Linked DNA regions of Mus musculus: all the other regions are linked to region 2. A link is a loop called in an ENCODE intact Hi-C map of the cell type or tissue named here. Cell type or tissue: left cerebral cortex. All regions are shown on one strand.

What was found. Hi-C counts contacts between places; a loop is a spot of excess contacts. Peaks named below come from ENCODE experiments on the same cell type or tissue, not always from the same donor. Only the 100,000 strongest peaks of a DNase experiment are listed, where the experiment ranks them.
Region 1: a loop joins it to region 2, with 4 times the contacts of the local background. A loop is called at or near these places in 2 of 42 quality-filtered maps.
Region 3: it touches region 2 in a loop (2.8-fold over the local background); 2 of 42 quality-filtered maps call a loop at or near these places.

The regions. Positions count from the first base shown.
Region 1 is chr3:42,900,674-42,908,673 of GRCm38, forward strand. No RefSeq gene overlaps it. Among named protein-coding and RNA genes, the nearest start is that of D3Ertd751e, 1.2 Mb to the left of the region's middle. In left cerebral cortex, no CTCF peak of the experiment used is centred here; DNase peaks (open chromatin) are centred at 3,238, 4,715, 5,043, 5,837 and 5 more places; H3K27ac peaks cover 2,940 bases.
Region 2 is chr3:43,156,677-43,164,676 of GRCm38, forward strand. No RefSeq gene overlaps it. Among named protein-coding and RNA genes, the nearest start is that of D3Ertd751e, 1.4 Mb to the left of the region's middle. In left cerebral cortex, no CTCF peak of the experiment used is centred here; DNase peaks (open chromatin) are centred at 3,983 and 4,269; H3K27ac peaks cover 1,020 bases.
Region 3 is chr3:42,780,767-42,788,766 of GRCm38, forward strand. No RefSeq gene overlaps it. Among named protein-coding and RNA genes, the nearest start is that of D3Ertd751e, 1.0 Mb to the left of the region's middle. In left cerebral cortex, no CTCF peak of the experiment used is centred here; DNase peaks (open chromatin) are centred at 3,011 and 3,659.

The DNA.
Region 1 (8,000 bases), 260 kb before region 2:
TGTCTACAAGTAGCAATCATCCCTTCTCAGGCATAAATAATAGGGCCCTGGAGGGATCTGTGTAATCCTTGAAGAAAATAAATGTCAGTAGTCCAGTGGTAGTGAAAGGTACATAGGGTGCCCTTAGAGGACTCATAGAGGACAAAGTGATAGAATGAACAACACGAAGTAAAGTTTCCTATATTGTAGGAATGCTGGAGAAGGAATAGCCTCTAAAGTGTACATGTATGTTTATATGTATATACATATGCATATGTATAATATCCATATATGTATATGCACACACACATATACATATATTCCTGCAGGACAAGAAATTTGATTGTCATCACCCTCAGTGTAATATTGGGGTCTTTATACTAGAGGCGAAAATCAAAACTAACAATTGGCCAGTGTAATGCTGATGTGAAGAAATCTTGGCATCTCTGTTGAGGAATAGAGAGAATGCATCAGAATGGTCTTAAGAGTCAGCACCTGCCCTGCAGTCTTTTGTTCCCTGAAAGACTAAAAACTGAACAGTTATCAACTTTCGAAACTAAAAGTTATGTTGAGAAAAGTAATAATGTTTCTATGGTTTTATGCATGGATAAGTTTTGAATAATAAGGCCTAACAATAATTGTGACTAACTCCTTTGATTTTTATGTAGGTATTATAGATGTGTATCTCATTAATTAAAGTTTTATAATTTCTCCCCATGATGACAGATTGAAAAATAACATTTAAAACACATTTGAAAGTTATTACAAAAATAACTTTCCATTTAGTAATAATGGGTAAGAAGTTTTAATATTTTTAGGAAATCCTTAATGCTTTCAGCTTTTTTGCTCTCTATAATCAGAATAGAAAGTTTTAGTAAGAAATGATTATCTAAGTTATCACAATTTTACTGTCCTGAACAATGACATACTTCTGAGATATTGGTGGCACTTCATTAGTATATGATGAAATGAAAATAATTAAATGAGATGGGATTAAATGTTGGAACAAAAGTTCAGTTAAACAATATTTTCCAATAAGTTTATACTTTGTATATTAGATTTGGTATATATATGAAAGATTATCGATCCATAATAAAGCTAAATCTAACCATAACAGCAATGAGAGATATGACAAAGATATATTTTTCCAGACACAATGAAAAAACTAAATGTAATAGAGACTGTGTCTAGAAAGTCAGTTTTAGGGAAGGACGAATTTGGGGAAACCTTCACGGAGTAATCAGTCTGCAGGAAGACAGAATAGAATGTGTGCCAAAACTAGAGTGAGGGCATTTAGAATATAAGAAAGATTTTATGAAGAACTAAATGATCAAAGTGTTTTTGGAAGTGCCAACAAAATAGTGTTGGTTTAATTACAGAGTATCTAAATATGTTCTTAAAGAAAGATAAAGACAGATATGGAAGGGACTTCTATGCTAGAGGAAGGGGATCTACCTTGACCCACTCACAGTAGAAAACAAGACAGCGTGTAGACACACTAAGGACAGGGAATGTCTATTCATTTGCTCATATTCCCAAATCTCAGAATAGTGTGGGCAACACAGGTGAGCTATCAGGCTTTGTTTATTTATTTTGTGAGACATTCTGTGTACCCAAGCATGGTCTTGAATTTCAAATTCTCCTGCCTTTACCTCCAAAATGCTGAGATCACATGCCAGGGCCATCCAGGTGTTTGTTTTTAGCACTTCGATAATAAACTAACAGCTGCAAGTGTTTACTGGGGTGATTAATACTACAAGTGTATCTTAAATAGATTATTTGGCAGTAAGTTGGTAATGAGGATCAGATTGGAAGTTAATAAATATCCCTTGTACAATGTGACAAGATTGACGTAGCATTATTGCTGTAAGTGTGTTTGGGACATGTTAAAGGGATACAGAAGTGGTATTGGGTAGCATCTTAGGAAAGGAGGCTAAATAGAAATGTACGGTGGTAGAAATTTATTACCTAAGTAAATAAATTATGCCTGGTATCAGCAACTAAGTATTGCAAGGAAACCTGCAAAGAGTGAGTATTCTTTAGATATGTATTGAATAGTGTTATTTATCTTAACCCAAGATTTTTTGTTTACCCTGACTGGTGATGAGAAACTCATATTTATTCTGTCAATTTCTAAAAATTTTCTATTTTTACTCAAATCTATCCATAAGTAATGGGTCATATGTTTATGTAAGCCCAATTATAATTTACAACTTAGTAGTTCCATGCATTTCTGATATTTCTATATTTTAAAAAGGCAGCTATGTTTTCGCAAAGTTTGTAGATATTTCAAGAGGTGTAGAAATGTGGATTCTAAAATTTTGTAAAATTAAAATTGGGCAATTTTTCTCAAAGATACTTAAAAATAATTCAATAGTAAGTGATTGTTTGCACTGATTTTTGATATGGACAGTTGGTTTACATTCAAGGAAGTATTTCTAGAAGTGCCTTCATCAGACACCCTCTGTTATAAATTCTGCTGTGAACAATGTTGTGTGTTTAGTAAAGATACAGACCTATAAACAACTTTAGACATTTCCTGTCAAGAGTTTGAAAGCCTTATAAAAACTCGAGGAGAGAGAGAAGAAAGGGACAAACATTTTAATGAAAGGATCAGAACACTGAGTCTGGTTCAACAAAAATAGATGTTAAGTACTTTGAACAGAGCAGAGTAACTTCAGACAATGTGGGGATGCATTGCAGGATTCTCAGAGATGCTCTGAAGAGAATGTGGAAAGAGAAGCCACCTGCATTGGACTGGAAACCATTCTCTTCATTTCATAAGGACTTGCTCAGTTGTTTTTCATTTTCGGTTTTTGGATGGATCAGCATAATATCACATTAAAATCATTAGTCACATTTTATAGAAGCAGTTGTGGATAAAACATTGAGAAATTATTCTAATTCATGTAGACATTTATAGCTAAAAACCAAAAAAAGTGCTCAGTTACTAAAGAACCACAGTTTAGAGCCACAGAGCTTACATTTGCATTATAATTTTCAATAAGCGTGGAGTTTTGCATAGGAATAGACTTTCAATCAGTAGCCTTTTTATTTTATTTTCACATATTTGCTTGAGAAATAGCATAATAAACTAGGACCTTAAAATTCCTATGAATAACAAACCCAAGTTTGCATGCTGTAGGATCTTAATGATCACATCCATGGTAACAAAGCAGAGCATTCTAGATGCAGTAATAAACTTACCACAGTAAACGTAAGCTCGCTGCACTTCAAAAAAGCACCACCAAGAGGGAAGATGCCCATTGTTTCCAAAGCACCAAACTCTGGAAAAACAGACACATGAGATGCATTTCTAACTTATACATCTGCAGGCTTATGTTTTTTTATTTTCATTTTTTAAAAGAATGTGTCAGGTTGCTGGCTAGAAGTTGAAAGAACTCTAATCTTAAATTTATCTCCCTACAGGTTTTTTCTATTTTCTTTTTCTATGTCAGCAGGGCTTTCATTGATGTTTCAAGCCCTATTTAAATATCTGATGGACATTAAGAATAATCTCTTTTAGAACAGTGCTCTGGGTTCAATGTATTACTAGTTTTAGTATTTCAGAAAGCACACAAACTTCTCAAGACCCACCTATCTACTCATCTGAAGGCTCAATTTCTCTTTGTAAATTAAAACTCTCCTCATTAGCATCTTCCTTTAATTGCCATCTGCTTCTGACACCTCATCTAGCAGAGCCTTAGACCACAGTTATATTTAGGTATATTCATTGAAGAGGAATGAGGATGTTGTGTGTCTACTAATAATGTTTTCAGGAGTCTGTGTATAGACTTGTCTTGGTTGCTATTTATATAGTAAGAGACAAGAACTTTTTATTCTTCTCAGGAGCCTTCTCCCTCAATAAATAAAATATAAGCTAAGCCAAGATATTAAATGAATATTTTGCATAAATTAAGTATTTGTGTGACCCTATCTTCAAATATCTTTTCATGCACTTCAACTTCTAAATAGATCATTAGGTTCCAAATTGTATCTTAATGGAGGGTGGGGTAGGAATAAAATAAAGGCCTCAAGACACAGGTGAACTGCTATGCTTAAAACATGATATCAAAACCTCAGAATCAGGGTCAGTTTGTTCTACACAGGGAAATATCATAGTAGACAGTAGGGTCCTCTCCAGCTTGTGTATCCCCTTGTGACAGGTATTGGTGAGTGGTAGCAGCAGGCAGGCAGAAGCAGGGGCAGGTGATGCCTATGAGTGTCACAGCTCCCATGCAAACCTGGAGTACTGGGGCCTATGATCTATAAGTGTTATAGATCTCCTGTAGGTCAAAGAAGTCAGAATTTCTCACTGTTTCTAGCAGCTGGCTTTGACGAGTCAGGGTAGGTTTAGGTACTGTGATTCCTCAGCCCATGACAGTATCCAATATACACTCCTGAATCTGGGTTACCTGAGACACTCGGCCTAAAAGCTTGGCAGCTCTCTGGAAGCCTTCCAATAACCAGGGCAGGGCAACTTCTCTTCTATGACTCTTATAACCATGTCGCCTTTTTATTCTCAGCTCGCTATCCTCTTCCTTCTGTCTCCTTGCTCCTGTCTTGACTGCTATCTTAAAGTTCAGTTGCTCATCTTCATCTGTCAATCATCCAGCCCCCTTGCCACTCTGGCAGCAGAGCTTACTGACTGCTGAGTTGTCACTGCCATCCTCACTATCACTCTGCTGTCTGAGGATTCAGAGTTAGCAGCTCATCTCACACTGCTAAAAGCAGGCAAGAAAAGACTGCCCCACAGAAGCTGCCTTTCTCCCTCATAGTGAAAAAACCAGGAAAGGCAGCACTTTTAGGTGCCTCATTACTGATTCACCATGTTGGCTGAACAGCTTGCTTACCTAGTCAGTGAAGGATGTTTGGACCAATCACAACAAACATGCTATGCAAATAAAAGTATGAGTTTGGGCCAATCACAGCACTGTCTTTTTAACATCCCTCTGGGCAGTTCTTCTGTGATGATGACGTCACAAGTGCCTAGACCCCATTGGGACATTGGTAAAGGTGGTTTTAGGGTTCTGTAGAATATAGTGAAGCCTGTGATATCAAAAATGTCTTAAACTGTTTTAAACAGCCCTGTGTGAAGTTGAGTCTTCCGCAGTTGGAGTTGTCATCACTTGGGTAGGTTTCCCAAGGTGTTAGTGAAATGTTCAAAATGGCCAGTGCTTATGTAGGAGCAGTTCTAATGTTTGACATGGTTGATAGAAACAGCGAAATAAGAAACTGTTGACAGCTGCCAAGTAGCAAGTCAAATAGGCCCATCCTTAACATATTTTCTCATTTACAGGAAGTGAACACCAGAAAGAATGCTTAAAAATAGCTAAAGGAACTTTTGATTAACACTTAGAGTGATGTGAAACAAAATTTAGCAATGTTTATCACTCACAGTGTCCTAGGGAGAGATGAGTATCTGTCACCTGTCTCAATGTTAATGTCTCACAGACTCTCAGCAGCAAAATGAAGGATTATGATGGACTCTGTTTATTCTTTCATCAATATTTCAGAACAAACCATGATAACATCTTAGCATGAGCATCTTCCATAACTGTATAAAGAACATTTAGTACAACTATTGTTTGTTTATGAATGATATCCATATACTATTCCGGATAGATTTAATAGAGCCCACTGACTGTCTTTTTATGTTAGGTTAAAATGTGTCTTAAAGTTTAAATGCTTAAAGACCAAACGCTTAAATGTAAAAGAGTTACTTTTGTTATATTTTCTGCTTGGCTATTTATAATGTTGCGAAAAGCTCTTCCTTTCCAGTTTCATGTCTAGTTTGACTCATTTCAGACAGATGAGGTGTTCAACCACCTACTGGTTTCATTCTCCCTCTACCCACCCCTCTTCATTTCTCTGCATTGTTTGTGAGCTTTCCTTTAAAATATTGTGAGCAAATAGATTAATACCAAAGTAGAATACCTGAAAGATATGTGGGGATCATTTGTGGAAAAATACTCTTGTTACAAACAAAAATTTTAGTCTTTTGTGCTCTGCTGGTAAAGTATTTGTTGCCCAGGCATGAGGAATTCAGTTAAATCCACAGAATCCATATAAATATTCTGGATGTGTGGGTATGTGGTTTTAATCTCAGCAGTGGGAGGCAGAAGGGGCTCTCTGAGGCTCACTCCCGAACCAATCTCACAGTATTGCCAAGCTCCCACTAGCAAAGGGTCCTTCCTTCAAAAGCAAAGTAGACTGTTCTGTAGGGTTACACCTGGAGTTATCTTCTGACCTTTACTAACATGAACACACATATGTTTTGTAGTATTTTGAATGAGAATGGTCCTCATTGGCTCAAATGTTCGAATACTTGGTTCCTAGTTGATTGAACAGTTTGGGAAAGATTAGGAGGCATGACCTTGTTGTGAACGTATGTCCCTGGGTTGCGTGGTCAGTAGGGGAATGCTGCAGAAGGTCCAGTGACTAGAGCAGGTTCTGAACTTCTGGATCTTCCAGGGTTGCTTCTAAGCTTCTAGATTCACACAGTATTCCATCTCTTTCCTTCCAATGATCGATCGTGGCCATGCTGATTCCAAGAGTCCCCTAACATTTTTTTTGGTCTCGATTCAAAGAAGAATTCATCGAGGTTGACTGAATTTTAACTTCTTTATGAGTTCAAACCCTTTCATTAGTCTCCAATTATATGTTGTCACTAAGTTATTATAAATCGTTATTATAGGGTATGAAAAATGGTCTGCTTCTTTTACCTATCCCTAGATGATGTATACATGCATGTCCATTCTACCTCAACCCTAGTGCTATTTTGAGGCATTTCTGTATAGGACTGCAGGTATTATCCTGTTGCTGTTTTTCCTGAGTGGCCATTTTGTAAGAGTTCATTTTGTATGAGTTCATGGACACACAGACACACACTGGCACACACACACACATATACGCACTTACAGACACACAGACACATACACAGATAGAGAGGAAGAGAGAGAGAGACAGAGAGACAGAGAGAGACAGAGAGAGATCCTATACACACAGTAAGCATGAAGGACAAGACATAAATGGATGGCTGAGATGATATTAATTAGACATGGGGCAAACAACAGCCCTAAGGACTCTAACTGTTTTTACTTAGGGAAGTGAACTGTTTGGACTAATTGCTGCTCAGCTTCTGTAGGAAAGCCCCACTTGAGTAGAATCTCATCAACTGCAGAGGAGCTAGACTGGTATTGTAGAAAAACTAGTCTTAATATAAATATTTTATTTTTAATAAATATACCTTTATTGCTTAGGTTTCAAAATTTCCTTAACACATGCATGTTGTTCAACTCTATTTGATGTAATATATAAAGGAGCCACCTGTTTCTAGGGAAAAAAGAAGTGAGCTTAAGTTTGGACTGTGGCCAAATTTCATGAGTGACAAATTTGTGAGCAGCAAATTTAGCTACAAAAAGCACAACCTAGAGGAGACATAACTGCTACATCTATCTTTGGTTTGAATGCTCAGGAGCTATATTGGCTACAGATATGGAAAAGGGAAAAATAAGGAGTGATCTCAAAATAAAAAGCAGGATAGTGTAGAAACCAAGGAGTTATGGCAGACGAATACTTGGTAACAGAATGTTTATGAGTGAAGTCTTATTTAAGCTATCTAAATTATTACTGATCACGGCTAAAGCTTTAGTAGTCACAAAGTGTGCTTGTTTAAGGTGAGAAAGCCATGTGTAATTGAGAACTCTTGCTTGTAAGGCAACAAGAGTAAGATGAGACATTAAAGCAAGTCCACAAAGCATGAGACAAAATATCCTTAAGATTAAATAGACTTGAAACACTAGAATGCACCAAGTGATTGAGATAATTAAAGTGGAGCAATTGAGATGTAAAGACAAAGGTGAAAGCTCTTTCTGAGGGCAGTGTAGCAAGCATTCACTCTCATAGTCAAAGATGCATGGCAGTCTCAGTCCTGAGAGAGGAGCTGGATGCCAAACCTTCACCCTGGGCTGCCTAGCAACCATTCTTCTGGGCAGGGCAGTGCACAAGCTAATCTCCTT
Region 2 (8,000 bases):
CATTAACATGATTTCATATAATGAAAGAATCAACAACATCAATAATTGTTATTATTCAAGAAATATCTTACCAAATGTTTCTTAATGTTAGGGATACTTATTATATATATCTTTTACATCCAGATGGCAGTTTCTCTGCCTTCCTCTACACATAACCTCCTCCATCCACTCCTTCTCCAAACCAAACACACTGACACACACACACACACACACACACACACACACACACACAAAATCAATGAAATTGTTTCTAAGGAAATTTTTTGACAGTAAGAGAGAGAAATGTCTATGTTTCAGAATTTATAAATTTATATGCCTATATTTTTGTATTTGAAACATATATTTTATATTTGGAAATCATTATATAAATATATTATATATTGATTTGAAATTCTAAATATATACCTGGGTGTATTTGAAAGTATTCTGTTGTTTCTGTAAAAAAGCTTTGTTTCATATATCATTCAAAATAAACTACTGATTGACTTGAATAAACATTGTATTGTATATCCAAGAGCTTCAGGAAGAGTTTATTAAAGTATACAAGAGTTTTTATGTGTATATAATGATTGACCTTTTGTAAGTCACAAATTCATGAAACAAGGATATTTTACTTATTTTATGTTAAGGTATCAGACAATATTGACCATAAAGTAGATACAAAATTTCAACAAAATTTATAACAAATGAAAATATATTGATGAGAGAATTGTCTATTTACTCTGTTATAAATTTCTTCTGCATATTCTTTCTTATTTTTGTTCCTTTTATTTTTTCATATTTTTAAGTTAGATATTTTCTTTATTTACATTTCAAATGCTATCACCTTTCCTAGTTTCCTTCCATTCCCCCAGCCCCTGTTCCTCAGCCCACCCACTCCCATGTCATGGCCCTGGCATCCCCTATATTGGGCATAGAATACTCACAATGCCAAGGGCCTCTCCTCCCATTGATGGCTGACTAGGCCATCCTCTGCTATATATGCAGCTAGAGACATGATTCCCACCATGTGTTTTCTTTGATTGGTGGTTTAGTCCCAGGGAGCTCTGGAGGTACTAGTTAGTTCATATTGTTGTTCCTCCTATAGGGCTGCAAACCCCTTCAGCTCCGTGGGTACTTTCTCTAGTGCCTTCATTTGAGACCATGTGCTCTGTCCAATGGATGACTGTGAGCATCCACTCATGTATTTGCCAGGAACTGGCAAAGCCTCACAGGAGACAGCTATATAAGGCTCCTGTCAGCAAAATCTTGTTATCATCTGAAATAGTGTCAGGGTTTGGTGGTTATTTATGGGATGGATCCCCAGGGGGTGGCAGGGGCAGTCTCTGGATGGTCATTCCTTCAGTCTCTACTCTGAACTTTTTCTCTGTAATTCCTTCCATGGGTATTTTGTTCCCCATTCTAAGAGGGAATGAAATATCCATACTTTGGTTTTTCTTCTTCTTGAGCTTCATGTATTTTTCAAATTTTATCTTGGGTATTCTGAGCTTCTGGCCTAATATCCACTTATCAGTGAGTGTATTTCATGTGTGTTCTTTTGAGATTGGGTTACCTCAATCAGGATGATATCTTCCAGATCCATCAATTTGCCTAAGAAGTTCATAAATTAATTGTTTATAATAGCTGAGTAGTACTCCATTGTGTAAATGTACCACATTATCTGTATCCATTCCTCTGTTGAGGGACAACAGATGCTGGCAAGGATGTGGAGAAAGATGAATATTCCTCCATTGCTGGTAGGATTATAAGATGGTAAAACCACTCTGGAAATCAGTTTAGTGATACCTCAGAAAATTAGACATAGTACTACTGGAAGACCTAGCAATACCAATCTTGGGCATATACATAGAAGGTGTTCCAACTTGTAATAAGACCCATGCTCCACTATGTTCATACCAGCCTTATTTACAATAGCCAGAAACTGGAAAGATACCAGATGTCCCTCAACATATTCTATTTCTTATCAGTAAAGCATTAGAAAGGATATTCTGCCTTCCTACATCAGCTTATGTTTTAAATTGTACTGCAACTTAGAAATGAAAGGAATAGAGTTAACAAGAAAATGAAAAGAAAAAATTGTAAAATAAATTGATAGCATTAATAAAAGCATATTTAGATGTTAGGTATTTAAATGTCATTAGAAATTTTTGGCTCTATATTGCATTAAAATGTAAGAGATGTTTAAAAATATGAGGAATTACCTAGGTCCATGTTCAAGCTTTTTAGACTGACAGCTTTCAAAACAATTCTAGCCTACACAGAAATAACTCAGTTTTAATTTATTTTCTTGCAATTTAAGCTTCATACCACAGTTTATCTGCCTGCTACTTGAAGTACATATTAAAAAGTAAAGAAAATGAATAATTTTTCAGAGACAGCCACACCTTTCTATAAATTAAATTGCACAAACAGATTACATTTTAGAATGGACATGTATTTTCTTATGAGAAAGTATGAGAAATAATTATTGAGTCATTGTGTTTTTTTTTAAATTAATACATAGGCCATATATACTTATTGGGTATAGCATACATATTGAACAAGAAGGATTAGGCACTTATTATCCTTTCATGTCTTTATGGGTGGTGTCTCAAACTTTCTCTTCCTAGATTTGCATAAATAGGCAACAGATTGTTATCCTCCATAGTCATGCCCATTTACTGTAGAACGGAGTCCTTCTAAATGCACTCTGGTGTCTGTTCATCAATGTTTTAGCTGCCACTCATTCCTACTTTACAGGATTATCTTTCTTGAGATGACAGATTTGTGAAGGAATCTGTTTTCCTATGACTACCATAGTCCTCTTCACATATTGCCCTCCAGTTCTTCAGGTCAGTTCATTCTTTGTACTGTTGAACTATATTATACTATTTCTTTCATGCTTACAAGACATCTTGGCATTAAGATATGCAAAAAAATATAAGATTACATTGTTGATGAAATTGAGGATAGTGGTATTTGAAACAAATTCCAATGATCATAGATTCAATCTGGGTCAGAAATTAAATCATTACAAACTCTTCTATGAAGACATTATCCAAAACAATTATATGAAGATAAGAAATAGTGTTTTTCCTAACCAAGTCATCTCTGAAATGAAGTTACTTCCAAGTGATACATATTATGACTTGAATGTTTTTATCTTCCTTCATTCTTGGGATCTCTAAAAATTTTTTGGAGAAGACAGGTCTTGGAAACATGGGATAAGAAGGGATTTTCTGGAAAATTGTACCTTTCTAGACCAATTCCTTATTTGTTACCAAGAGCCCAAACCAAGATATGTCTTAAAAAAAAACCCTCATGTGTGTATGCCAAATATGACATTTTTTGGTGAAATTCTAATACATTGGTAAGATTTTAATTCACATTATTATGAATGTACAAAAACGTTTGTGAGCCACAGAAAGTTAAATCATTACTCAAAGTAAAATCACACAGTAGAGCCTATGCCTAAAATTTCTCATTTTGGTTGATGTCAGCAATCCAGTTGTTCATGATAGGTCCTCAGCTCAGGGACAGAGGACCAGTGCATGGATTTGGCTATCCTTCCAAACTGGAAAATAAAGAAATGAGTCTGGCTCATAGAATTCTTAATATTATTTTCCTATATTTCTAACCAGAGCTACCTCTAATGTGTATCTGCAAACAACAAAACAAAACAAAACAAAACAAACAAACAAAAAACAAAATCCAGACATCCATATCAGCCAGAAAGCCAAAAAGCCATCACATTTGTATCTCTTTCTTCAACCTAGGCCTAATGTGAACCTCAGAAGAGGCTCCAGTGTTTGCAACTGACATAGTAGTTCCTCAAACAAAGAAGACTGTGGGGAGCAGTGGCCATTTCTTTGGTAATTTATTCATGTATTCCATGCTCTGACTATGGTAACTGAGGAAACTTTGTCTTTTACAGGAAAAATGATTAGCTGGTTAATTTGCATTTGCTGTAACTCAAACATTTTTCTTCCTATTTTTAATTTCGCCAAAAGTGTTCTTTTTGAAAATGTGTGCAGTGATTCACAAGTTATGTAAGAATATGTCTCAAATGGTACCTTTCATCTGTACTTTGCTTTGTTCTGACATTATGGAATATTAAACTTCTAGCCTTGTACATGCTAGGCAAATACTCAACCATAGAACTATATTCTCCAGTTTGAACTACCTTTATTAAAGAATAAGCCTGGATATGGAAGATGGCTCATCATTTAAGAATAGTTGATGTACAAGCATGAAAACCTGAGTTTACATTTTCAAAAATCAAAAACTAGAATGAAATGGTCTTGACTGAAAATAGAGCTGAGTGGTGCAGACAGGGGAGATGGAGAGGTTATGAAGTTTCCTTTGTAAAGGAAAAGTCTGGAGAGTCATAGACGACCTCCAGTCATGTACACATGCACAAACCACACAGACAGACAGATATACAGAGAGACAGACAGACACATACATGAAGGAAAAAGAAAAGGGAAAAAGAGAAGTGAATTATCATGATCGTTTTAATAACAAAATTGTTTAGATTTATTCTAAAGGGAACAGGAAAAAATACTGAATTCTCAGGCAAGTTTATATGTGTTTATGAGTGCCCATAAAAATAGAAATGTACACATATCATGAGACTATTTTTATTTGTGTGACTTTTAAAGTATCACTTACCAAAAATGAATTTACGCATACATGTTTTGTATTACTTTTATTTCTCTGAGATAGGCTCTTATTATAAGCCTTGGCTGACTTGAAATGGGTTTTGTAAAACAAGCTGCTCTCAAATTACAGAAACCCTTCCTTAGTGTTAACACTGTGGCTGTATGTTGCCCTGATCACTTACAAATTTGCTGAATGTCAAACACAATGCCAAAAAAGACAATTTTTTAATATTTAAAATGGATTGTTTTTCTCAAATATATTATTTTTTTCTTATTAACTAAGTTATTTGTTCACTTTGCATCTTGACTACAGCTTCCCTTCTCTCTTCTCCTCTCGTCTTACTTCCCTGCTTAGTCCTTTTCACCAGAAAAAGAGGAGGCCTCCCAGTGGACATCAACAAGACCTGTCATATGAAGTCACAGAAATATTAGGCACATCCTATTCCAATGCTAGGAAAGGCAGCCATGTTTTCTGTTCAACACTCTCCCCCCATGCTCACCCACCTCACCCCAGCTATTTCCATTCCTTCTCCTTCTTTCACCAAGTCCCCACCTTCCATCCATGCCTGATGTCTAATCAATTTCCCTTTCAAGTGTCCCCCCCTTAGGCCTACCTAGTCATTTAATTACTTTTGGTCTGTGGTTTGTACCATGATTATTCTTTATTTAATGACAAGTAATCACTTATAAGTGAGTACATACCATGTTTGTATTTCTGGATTTCAGTAAACTCACTCAGGATGATCTTTTCTAGTTACATCTATTTGCTGGAAAATTCCATATTGGCATTGTTTTTAATAGCTGAGTAACATTCCATTCCAATGAGTCACATTTTCTTTATCCTTTCTTCATTCGAAGGACATCTAAGTTATTTCCAGTTTCTAGTTATTATGAATAAAACTGTTATGGACATAGATGAGCAAGTGTCCTTGTGATTTGTTGGAGGTTCTTTTTGACATATGACCATTAGTAGTATATCTGGATTTTAAGGTAGAACTATTCACATTTTTTTGAGAAACTGACAAATTTATTTTTGACTAATTAATGACTAAAATCCCCTTATAATTGAGCACATACCAAAGTGTTGTGCCAGTTTTCACTCCCACCATCAATTAAGGAGTATTCCCATTGATCCATATTGTCATTAGGATGAGATATCTCTTGAGTTTTTATCTTAGTTATCCTGATGGGCACAAAGTAAGTCACAGAGTTGTTTTGATTTGCATTCCCCTGGTGAGTAAGGAGTTGAACCTTTCTTTAAGTGCTTCTTTTTTTTTTTCCTTTTTAAAAAATATTTTTATTAGGTATTTTCCTCATTTACATTTCCAATGCTATCCCAAAAGTCCCCCATACCCTGTCTTACCCCACTCCCCTACCCTCCCACTCCCACTTTTTGGCCCTGGCATTCCCCTGTACTGGGGCATATAAAGTTTGCATGTCCAATGGGCCTCTCCCTGACTACGCCATCTTTTGATACATATGTAGCTAGAGTCAAGAGCTCTGGGGTACTGGTTAGTTCATAATGTTGTTCCACCTATAGGGCACAGATCCTTTTAGCTCCTTAGGTATTTTCTCTAGCACCTCATTGGGAGCCCTGTGATCCATCCAATAGCTGACTGTGAGCATCAACTTCTGTGTTTGCTAGGCCCCGGCATAGTCTCAGAAGAGACAGCTATATCAGGGTCTTTTCAGCAAAATCTTGCTAGTGTATGCAATGGTGTCAGCATTTGAAGGCTCAGAAAATTGGACATAGTACTACCTGGAGGATCCCACAATACCTCTCTTGGGCATATATCCAGAAGATGTTCCAACTAGTAAGAAAGACACATGCTCCACTATGTTCATAGCAGCCTTATTTATAATAGTCAGAAGCTGGAAGGAACCCAGATGCCCCTCAATAGAGGAATGGATACAAAAAATGTGGTACATTTACACAATGGAGTACTACTCAGCTATTAAAAAGAATGAATTTATGAAATTCCTAGGCAAATGGTTAGACCTGGAGGGCATCATCCTGAGTGAGGTAACCCAATCATAAAAGAATTCAAATGATATGTACTCACTGATAAGTGGATATTAGCCCAGAAACTTAGAATAGCCAAGATATATGATACAATTTGCTAAACACATGAAACTCAAGAAGAATGAAGACCAAAGTGTGGACACTTGGCCCCTTCTTAGAATGGGGAACAAAACATCCATGGAAGGAGTTACAGATATAATGTTTGGAGCTGAGACAAAAGGATGGACCACCTAGAGACTGACATATCCAGGGATCCATCCCATAATTTGCCTTTAAGTGCTTCTTAAGCACTATAGATTCCTCTTTTGAGAATTCTATGTTTAGATCTGTACTCCATTTTCTAAGTTGGTTATTTCAATTGTTGATGACTTGTTTCATGAGTTCTTTATATATTTTGGATGTTAACCCTCTGTCAGATGTACAGTTGGTGAAAATTTTTTCTTATTTTGTATATTGCCATTTTGTCTCATTGATAGTGACCTTTGTCTTATAGAAGATTTTCAGTTTCATGAGGTCCAATTTATTAATTGTTGATCTTTGTAAATGAGCTATTGGTTTTCTGTTCAGGAATTTGTATCCTGTGCCATTTTCTTCAAGGATATTTTTCACTTTATCTTTCAGATTTAGTGTTTCTGGCTTTTGTTTGTCTGTTTTGTTAGGGGTATTTTGTTATTGTTGTTGCTGTTGTTGCTGAGGTCTTTGATCCTTTCGGACTTGAGTTTTGGGTAGGGCACTCAATATGAATCTATTTGCATTCTTCTATATGCAGATATCCAATTAGACTAGCAATGTTTATTGTAGATGTTTCTCCTTTCAATTGTATAGTTTGGGTTTATTTTTCAAAAATCAAGTGTCCAAAGGTATGTGGATTAACTTTTGGTTCTTTCATTCAGTTTTGTTAATCAACCTGTTTGTTTTTGTGCTAGTACCATGAGGATTTTATTACTATTATTCTGCTGTTCAGTTTGAGAGCAGGAATTGTGATACCACCAGAAGTTATTTTATTGTAAATGATTACTTTACATATCCTTATTTTTTCCACATAATATTGAATATTAATCTCTTAGGGTCCATAAGAATTGTGTCAGAATTTAGATATGGGTATCATTAAATCTGTAGATTGATTTCAGCAGAATGGTCATTTTATTGTGTTATTCCTGCTGATTCATGGGCATGAGAGATCTTTCCATCTGCTGATATCTTCTTAGAGTTCTTTCTTCAAAGAGTTGCAGATCTTGTCATTCAAGTTTTTGACTTATTATTTCAGTCACACCAATGTATTTTATATTTTTGTGACTATTGATGTTTCCTTCATTTTTCTCTTAGCTTTTTATTAT
Region 3 (8,000 bases), 380 kb before region 2:
ATGTGTGGACACTTTGCCCTTTCTTAGAATTGGGAACAAAACACCCATAGAAAGAGTTACAGAGACAAAGTTTGGAGCTGAGACAAAAGGATGGACCATCTAGAGACTACCATATCCAGGGATGCATTCCATAATTTGCTGCCAAATGCAGACACCATTGCATACACTAGCAAGATTTTGCTGAAAGGACCCTGATATAGCTGTCTCTTGTGAGACTATGCCGGGGCCTAGCAAACACAGAAGTAGATGTTCACAGTCAGCTATTGGATGGATCACAGGGCCAAGAAGTGGGAATGAGTGGGTATGGGAGTGGGGGGGGGTATATGGTACATTTACACAATGGAGTACTATTCAGCTATTAAAAAGAATGAATTTATGAAATTCCTAGGCAAGTGGATGGACCTGGAGGGTATCATCCTGAGTAAGGTAATCCAATCACAAAGGAACTCACACAATATGTACTCACTGATAAGTGGATATTAGCCCAGAAACTTAGAATACTCAAGATATCAGATACAATATGCTAAACGCATGAAACTCAAGAAGAACAAAGAACAAATTGTGGACACTTTGCCCCTTCTTAGAATTGGGAACAAAACACCCATGGAAGGAGTTACAGAGACAAAGTTTGGAGCTGAGATGAAAGGATGGACCATCTAGAAACTGCCATACCCGGGGATCCATCCCATAAACAGCTTCCAAACGCTGATACCATTGCATACACTAGCAAGATTTTGCTGAAAGGACCCAGATGTGGCTGTCTCTTGTGAAACTATGCTGGGGCCTGGCAAACACAGAAGTGGATGCTCACAGTCAGCTATTGGATGGATCACAGGGCCCCCAATGGAGGAGCTAGAGAAAGTACCCAAGGAGCTGAAGGGATCTGCAATCCGATAGGTAGAACAACAATATGAACTAACCAATACCCCCCAGAGCTCGTGTCTCTAGCTGCATTTGAATCAGAAGATGGCCTAGTTGGCCATCAGTGGAAAGAGACGCCCATTGGTCCTGCAAACTTTATATGCCTCAGTACAGGGGAATGCCAGGGACAAGAAGTGGGAGTGGGTGGGTGGGGGAATGGGTGGGGGAGTGTGTGGGGGACTTTTGGGATAGCATTGGAAATGTAAATGAAATAAATACTCAATAAAAAAATTAATGGAAAATGTAAACTTGGTTCACACACCCACACCCATATATATAAATATATACATACACACACATATATATGCATATGTGTGTATATATATGTGTGTATATATATATATATATATATATTCACATACATAATGAAATACTACTCAGTTCTAAACAAAAATTAATTTATAACTTAATAAATTTGTAAAAAGAAAAAGGATGGATTTAAATATAGAAAACTAAGACACACTACCTCAGAAAGAAACCACGTATTCTTTCTCAAATAAGAAATCTAGCCAACTATATATAAGTATAAGTGAACAAATGTACATGTAGATATAATAATTAATAAAAGAGGAGAATACATTTAAATATAAAGAGAGGGCAAACGTCGGGCATGGTGGCAAATGTCTTTGATCCCAGAACTTGGGAGGCAGAGGCACGTGAATTTCTGAGTTCGAGGCCAGCCTGATCTACAGAGTGAGTTCCAGGACAGCCAGGACTATACAGAGATACCCTGTTGAGAAAGAGAGCGAGAGAGAGAGAGAGAGAGAGAGAGAGTGAGAGAGAGAGAGAGCGAGAGAGAGAGAGCACAAATACAGGTAATGGATATGAGTTTATAAAAACAGATATAAAGTGAATGGATTTTAAAGTTCTAATTCTGTTGTTGGATTTTGCTTTAGGTTGTGGTTAAGTATATAATATTCCATACTGCAAGTGTAAAATTTAATGTGAAGCTTCACAGCTTCTGTTTTAAATGTCAATTCTAACTTTATAAAGTTCATTAAGTTTCATAGCCTTTTTAAATATGAAAGTTTATAATTTTTAAAAAAGAAAGCAATGAAGCACTTGGGACTCAGTAAGCCAGCGGCCCTCCAGATAGATTCATACATGGGAAAAAGTGAAAGAATTTCATATGACCAGAAAGTTTAGTTTCCATTTTAACTGGCATAGAATTTTCTGTTGATGATGTTTGTGGTAAGGGTGAGACATTTCATTTTAATTCAATATTTTTCCCAAATGATAGTAATTGAAAGATAAATTACAATAATTTGCTAAGTTTTGATTCTACAGAGAGTTGATTTTTGTCAAGTGGGAACAAGCATTAAGATTACAGATAATAGGAGATTGGTTAATATAAATTATATCAGGTCATTTTCCTTGTAAGCATTAAAACAAAAGGAACTTCATTATTCTGCCACATCAGAGTGATAGGACCTTCCTCAAGAAGTTCTGTAAGTCTCTTGTTTTCAAGGGGGAAATCTCTATTGGGGGAGATTCTTGGTTCCTTAAAAATGTTAGATTGATTGCATGGTACTCAGCACAAAGCATTCTGTTAGGATTTGGATTGTTTAAATCTTGTCTGAAACAATGATTTCCTACACATGAGGGAATAAATATATTAGCTGCTATAAAGTCTCTGTGTGTGTGTGTGCATGTGTGTGTGTGTGTGTGTGTGTGTGTGTGTGTGTGGGTGTGTGTGTGAGAGAGAGAGAGAGAGAGACAGAGAGAGACAGAGAGAGACAGAGAGAGACAGAGAGAGACAGAGAGAGACAGAAAGACAGAGACAGACAGAGACAGACAGAGAAAGAGACAGAGACAGAGACAGAGAGACAAAAAGAGAACAAGAGGGATGCCTAAACCCATGTGTGTTTGTGTATGGGATAGTTGTCTGCTATGCTTTAAAACTCTGGCCTCATGCAAAACACCCCACCATCCCAGAAGCAGTGCTGTGATGAACTGCTATCTCTCTGGGTTTTCCAATGTGGCAGCCATAAGCTGCATGTGATCATGGAGTACTGAGAATTTTAAAACTTTCTTTCATTTAAATTCAAAAAGCTACAGATGGCTAGTACCAACTGTACAATTGACACGAAAGGGGAATTCGGGAAAAGACTCTTCAGTTCCCACGACAATATGTTTGATACATTTGACATAAAATTTAAATTTCTGTGTTTTGTGACCTGAATGTAATTGGGAAAAAAAGTGTTTTCCCCATGTAAGGGAGAACTTACCTGGAACAAAAATGAAGGTATGACAAAAAGCTCACTTCCCAAACTCACTAGGGGAATTAAAAATTATACGTGTTCATATAAAAACATTCCACCCAAACATGTAAATAGAAATTCACAGAATGTAATTCTTTCAGAACCCCCAAAAGTTAAAAATAAACATCCTCCTTTATATTTCCACTTGAGGAAAGCTATTTCGGAAAAAAAAACCACAGAAGAAACATAAAATTAAATTAATAAAAATAGTTATGCAATAAACCATCAGGAAAGTCTAAAAATTGTTTCATAAGATAAAATGGGAAAATAATCTGTGGTCAGCCAAGTCATTTCTTTTCACAAAACACCCTTTCTCTCTAAAAATCTATTTGGATCTGAAGACATACTTTTGAATATGAAAAAAATATAACAGTACACATAACAAGAAGTACCTTTTGGATAAGGAGATGACTCAGTGTGTAAAAGCACTTGCTTCCAAGAATAAAGAACAGGCTTAAATCCCTGGGACTTAGATGGTAGGAGAGAAACACCTCCTACAAAGCAAGTACAAGTCTAGTGGAGTCAGCTCCGAATGGACACTGTGTCACACACTCAACCACATTCACACACACAGACAAACACACACACTAGATACACTAATAAATATATAAATTCGAGAAAAAGTTTTGCATCTTATATCATAGCCATGTATTAGCATTCCTCAAGGATAATTATAATCATCGTAATAATAAAAAATATTAAAAAAGAAAGAAAGAAAGAAAGAAAGAAAGAAAGAAAGAAGGGAGGGAGGGAGGGAGGGAGGGAGGGAGGGAGGGAGGGAGGGAGGAAGGAAGGAAAGAAAGAAAGAAAGAAAGAAAGAAAGAAAGAAAGAAAGAAAGAAAGAAAGAAAGAAAGAAAGGGACCATATACAATTAATTCATTGAGAGAGCTATCAGGGACCACCAGATGAGACTCCTATCCCAGATCTCCTCTGCAGGCCCCTCCAGGCAAACCCAGCAGCAAGTTCTTCCCAGTCTCCTCTGAACTCTATTCCCAAGGCCATAGCTCTGCTGCATCCTTGAAGGCCTGCTGCCACTCACTACAACCAGGGGAGACCCCCAACCCTAATTTCCCTGCCTGCTGAGTCCCCTGGAAAGCACAGAAGCAATTAGGTTTGCCCCATCCCATCTGCATTCAGTCTTCTATCTATCAAGAATTACACCTGACTTCTCAATAGAGACTTTCAAAGTCAGAAGGGCATAGGCAAATATATTGCAGACTGGAAGAAGCCACAAATGTCAGCCTAGACTACTGTACCCAGCAGCCACATCTGTACCTGCAATCTTGAGGCCTTGAGCTATCAAGGAACACCAGTTCTGCCTTCATTCCTGGAGGTTGCCCTCTACTCAGAACATCCAGAGACCTGAAGGCATCAGGGATAAACAGCTTTGCCTTCATCCCTGAAGCCAGCTGCCACCATGGCCAACCCCCTGATCTGCAAGCCAATAGGCCTGCTGCCATCAGAAACTGCCAGTTCTTCCTGCATTCCTAGAGGCCTGTTGCAACCTGGTATAATTACCTCTAACTGCAACCCCAGAAGGCTGCTGGCATCAAGGAACACCAGATCTATCAGCAGTCCCAGAGACCTGCTGCTATCAGGGACCATCAGTAAGCCCTGCCAACACCAAAGAGAACCAGATTGCTAAAGGCCAGTGTAAGAACAATCAGCCAAAATCAGGGCAAAATGGTACCACCAGTACCCATCTATCTTACTACAGCAATCCACAAATGGCCTATTATACCTGAATTGCAGGAAAATGGCCTCAACCCTAAACTTTTGAAGATGATAGAGGCCCTTAGAGAGGAACCACATAAATCCTTTAAAGGAAAACAGAAAAATGCAATTGAACAGGTGAAGGAAATGGATAAAAATTCCCAACACCTGATAATGGAAATAGAAGCAATAAAGAAAATACAAACTGAGGCAATCATGGAGATAGATAGCCTAAGAAGGAGAATAGGGGCTACAAGCACAAGTGTCACCAACAAAATACAAAACATGGAAGAGAGGATCTCAGGAGTAAAAGATACAGTGAAGGCGTTGATACACTGGTCCAAGGAAATGCTAAGTCTTAAAAGTTTATAACACAAAACATACAGGAATTTTGGGACACTATAAAAAGACCAAACCTAAGAATAATAGGAATATAAGGAGAAGATTCCTAACTCAAAAGCCCAGAAAGTATCTTCAACAAAATCACAGAAGAAAATTTCTCTAAAGAAAGAGATTCCTATAAATCTACCAGATTTACAGAACACCAAATAGATTTGACCAGAAAAGAAAATTCTGCGACATAATAATCAAAATACTAAATATATAGGACAAAGAAAGAATATTCAAAGCTGCAAAGAAAAAAAGGCCAATTAACTATCAAGAATTACACCTGACTTCTCAAGAGAGACTTTCAAAGTCAGAAGGGCCTTGGCAAATATATTGCAGACTGGAAGAAGCCAAAAATATCAGCCTAGACTACTGTACCCAGCAAAATATTCAATTACCATAGATGGAGAAACCAAGATATTCCATGAATAAACCAAATTTAAACAATACCTTTCCACTAATCCAGTCCTACATATGATACCAGAAGTAAAACTGCAACACAAGGAGGGTAACTACACCCATCAAAACACAAGAAATAAATAATTTCACATCAACAAAACCAAACCAAAGGACAAGAAACACACACACACACACACACACACACACACACACACACACACACACAGACAGATGGAGAGATATTTTTACTACTAATATCAAAATAGCAGGAATTACCAATCATTTCTCATTAATATCTCTCACATCATTGGACTCAATTTCCCAATAAAAAGATACAGACTAAGAAAGTAGATACATAAACAGGATTCATCATTCGGCAGCATACAAGAAACATACCTCAGTAACAAACAGATAACACCTCAGAGTAAAGGGATGGAAAAAGGTCTTCCAAGAAAACATACCCAAGAAGCAAGTTGGCATATCAATTTTAATATCCAATAAAATCAACTTTTAACCAAAATTAATCCAAAGAGATGTTGAAGGAAACTTCACACCCATCAAAGGAAAAATCTTTCAAGTTGATGTCTCAATTCTGACCATCTATGCTTCAAATGTAAAGGGCACACACATTCATTTAAAAAAAATACTAAAGCTTGAATCACACATTGTACTCCACTCATTAATAGTGGGAGATGTCAACATTCAACTCTCATCAATGATCAGGTCATCAAGTCAGAAACTAAACAGAGGTAACAAAACTAACCGAGGTTATTAATCCAAAGTACCTAACAGATATCTACAGAACATTTCACCCAAACATAAAAGATTATACATTCTTCTTAGCACCTCATGTAACCTTCTTCAAAACTGACCATATTGATAGTGACAAAGCAGCTCAGCAGACACAAGAAGATTGAAATAAGTCCCTTCTTAGAAAACCATGAGTTTAAGCTGGACTTCAACAGCAACAGAAACACCTGAAAGCCTACAAGCTCATGGATACTGAACACTCATGGAAAATGACACTGGATCAAAGAAAAAATAAAGGAAGAAATTAAATACTTTCTAGAATTCAGAGAAAATGAAAGCACAATATTCTCTTGCTTGTGGAAGGTAATGAAAGCAGTGCTAAGAGGAAAATTCATAGAACTAAGTCCCTTAATAAAGAGATTGGACAGACCCCATACTAGCAACTTAATAGCACAAATGAAAGCTCTAGAACCAAAAGAAGCAAACATGTCACACCAAAGGTGCATAGAAAGTAGGAAATAATCAAACTCAGGGCAAAAATCAATCAATTAGACACAAAGAGCACAATACAAAGATTCAACAAGATAGACAAATGGTTACCTAAACTAACTAAAAGGCAGAAAGAGAATACCCAAATTAATAAAAGCAGAAATAAAAAAGGAGACATAACAACAAACAGTGAAGAAATCCAAAGAATCTTGCAGTCTGCACAAGATCAACAGAGACAACTCTTGGGGGCTCCCAGAGACTTTACCACAAAAGAGCACACATGGGCTGGATCTAGCTCTCTGACATCCACAGATATGTAGCAGATATGCGGCTTTTTCTTCATGCAGGTCTTCCAATAATCAGAATAGGCAGGTGCAGTCGCTAACTCTGTTGCCTGTCTGGGGCTACTGTTACCCTAACTGGGCTGCCTAGTCTGGCCTCAGTGGGGGGGGGGGGGGTGTGCTTGGGTCTGCAGTGACTTATTGCCAGGGTGGGTTGGTACCCATCAGAGGGCTCCCACTTCCCAGAGAAAAAGGGAAATGGGAGGAGTTTTGTGAGTGAGTACTGAGAGGGGGAGCTGTGAGTTGGATGTAAAGTGAATAAATATGTAAATTAATGGAAAATATAAACAATTCACTGAAAAAAATACATGCTGGATGAATGAAAAGTATCTGAAACACATTGAGCAAGTATGGCTGTTAAACTATGGCAATTGAAGATATTTAAAAATTTTGGCTGATTTTATGTGCAGATAGGTCCTTGATCCACTTAGACTTGAGCTTTGTACAAGGAGATAAGAATGTGAGGAAGAGCCTCGAACATATGAGCACAAGGGGAAAATTCCTGAAAAGAACACCAATGGCTTGAACTATAAGATCAAGAATTAACAAATGGAACCTCATAAAATTGCAAAGCTTCTATAAGTCAAAGGACATCGTCAATAAGACAAAAAGGCAACCAACAAATTGGAAAAAGATCTTTACCAATTGTAAATCTGATAGAGGGTTAATATCCAATATATACAAAGAACTCAAAAAGTTAGACTCCAGAAAACCAAATAACCCTATTGAAATATGGGG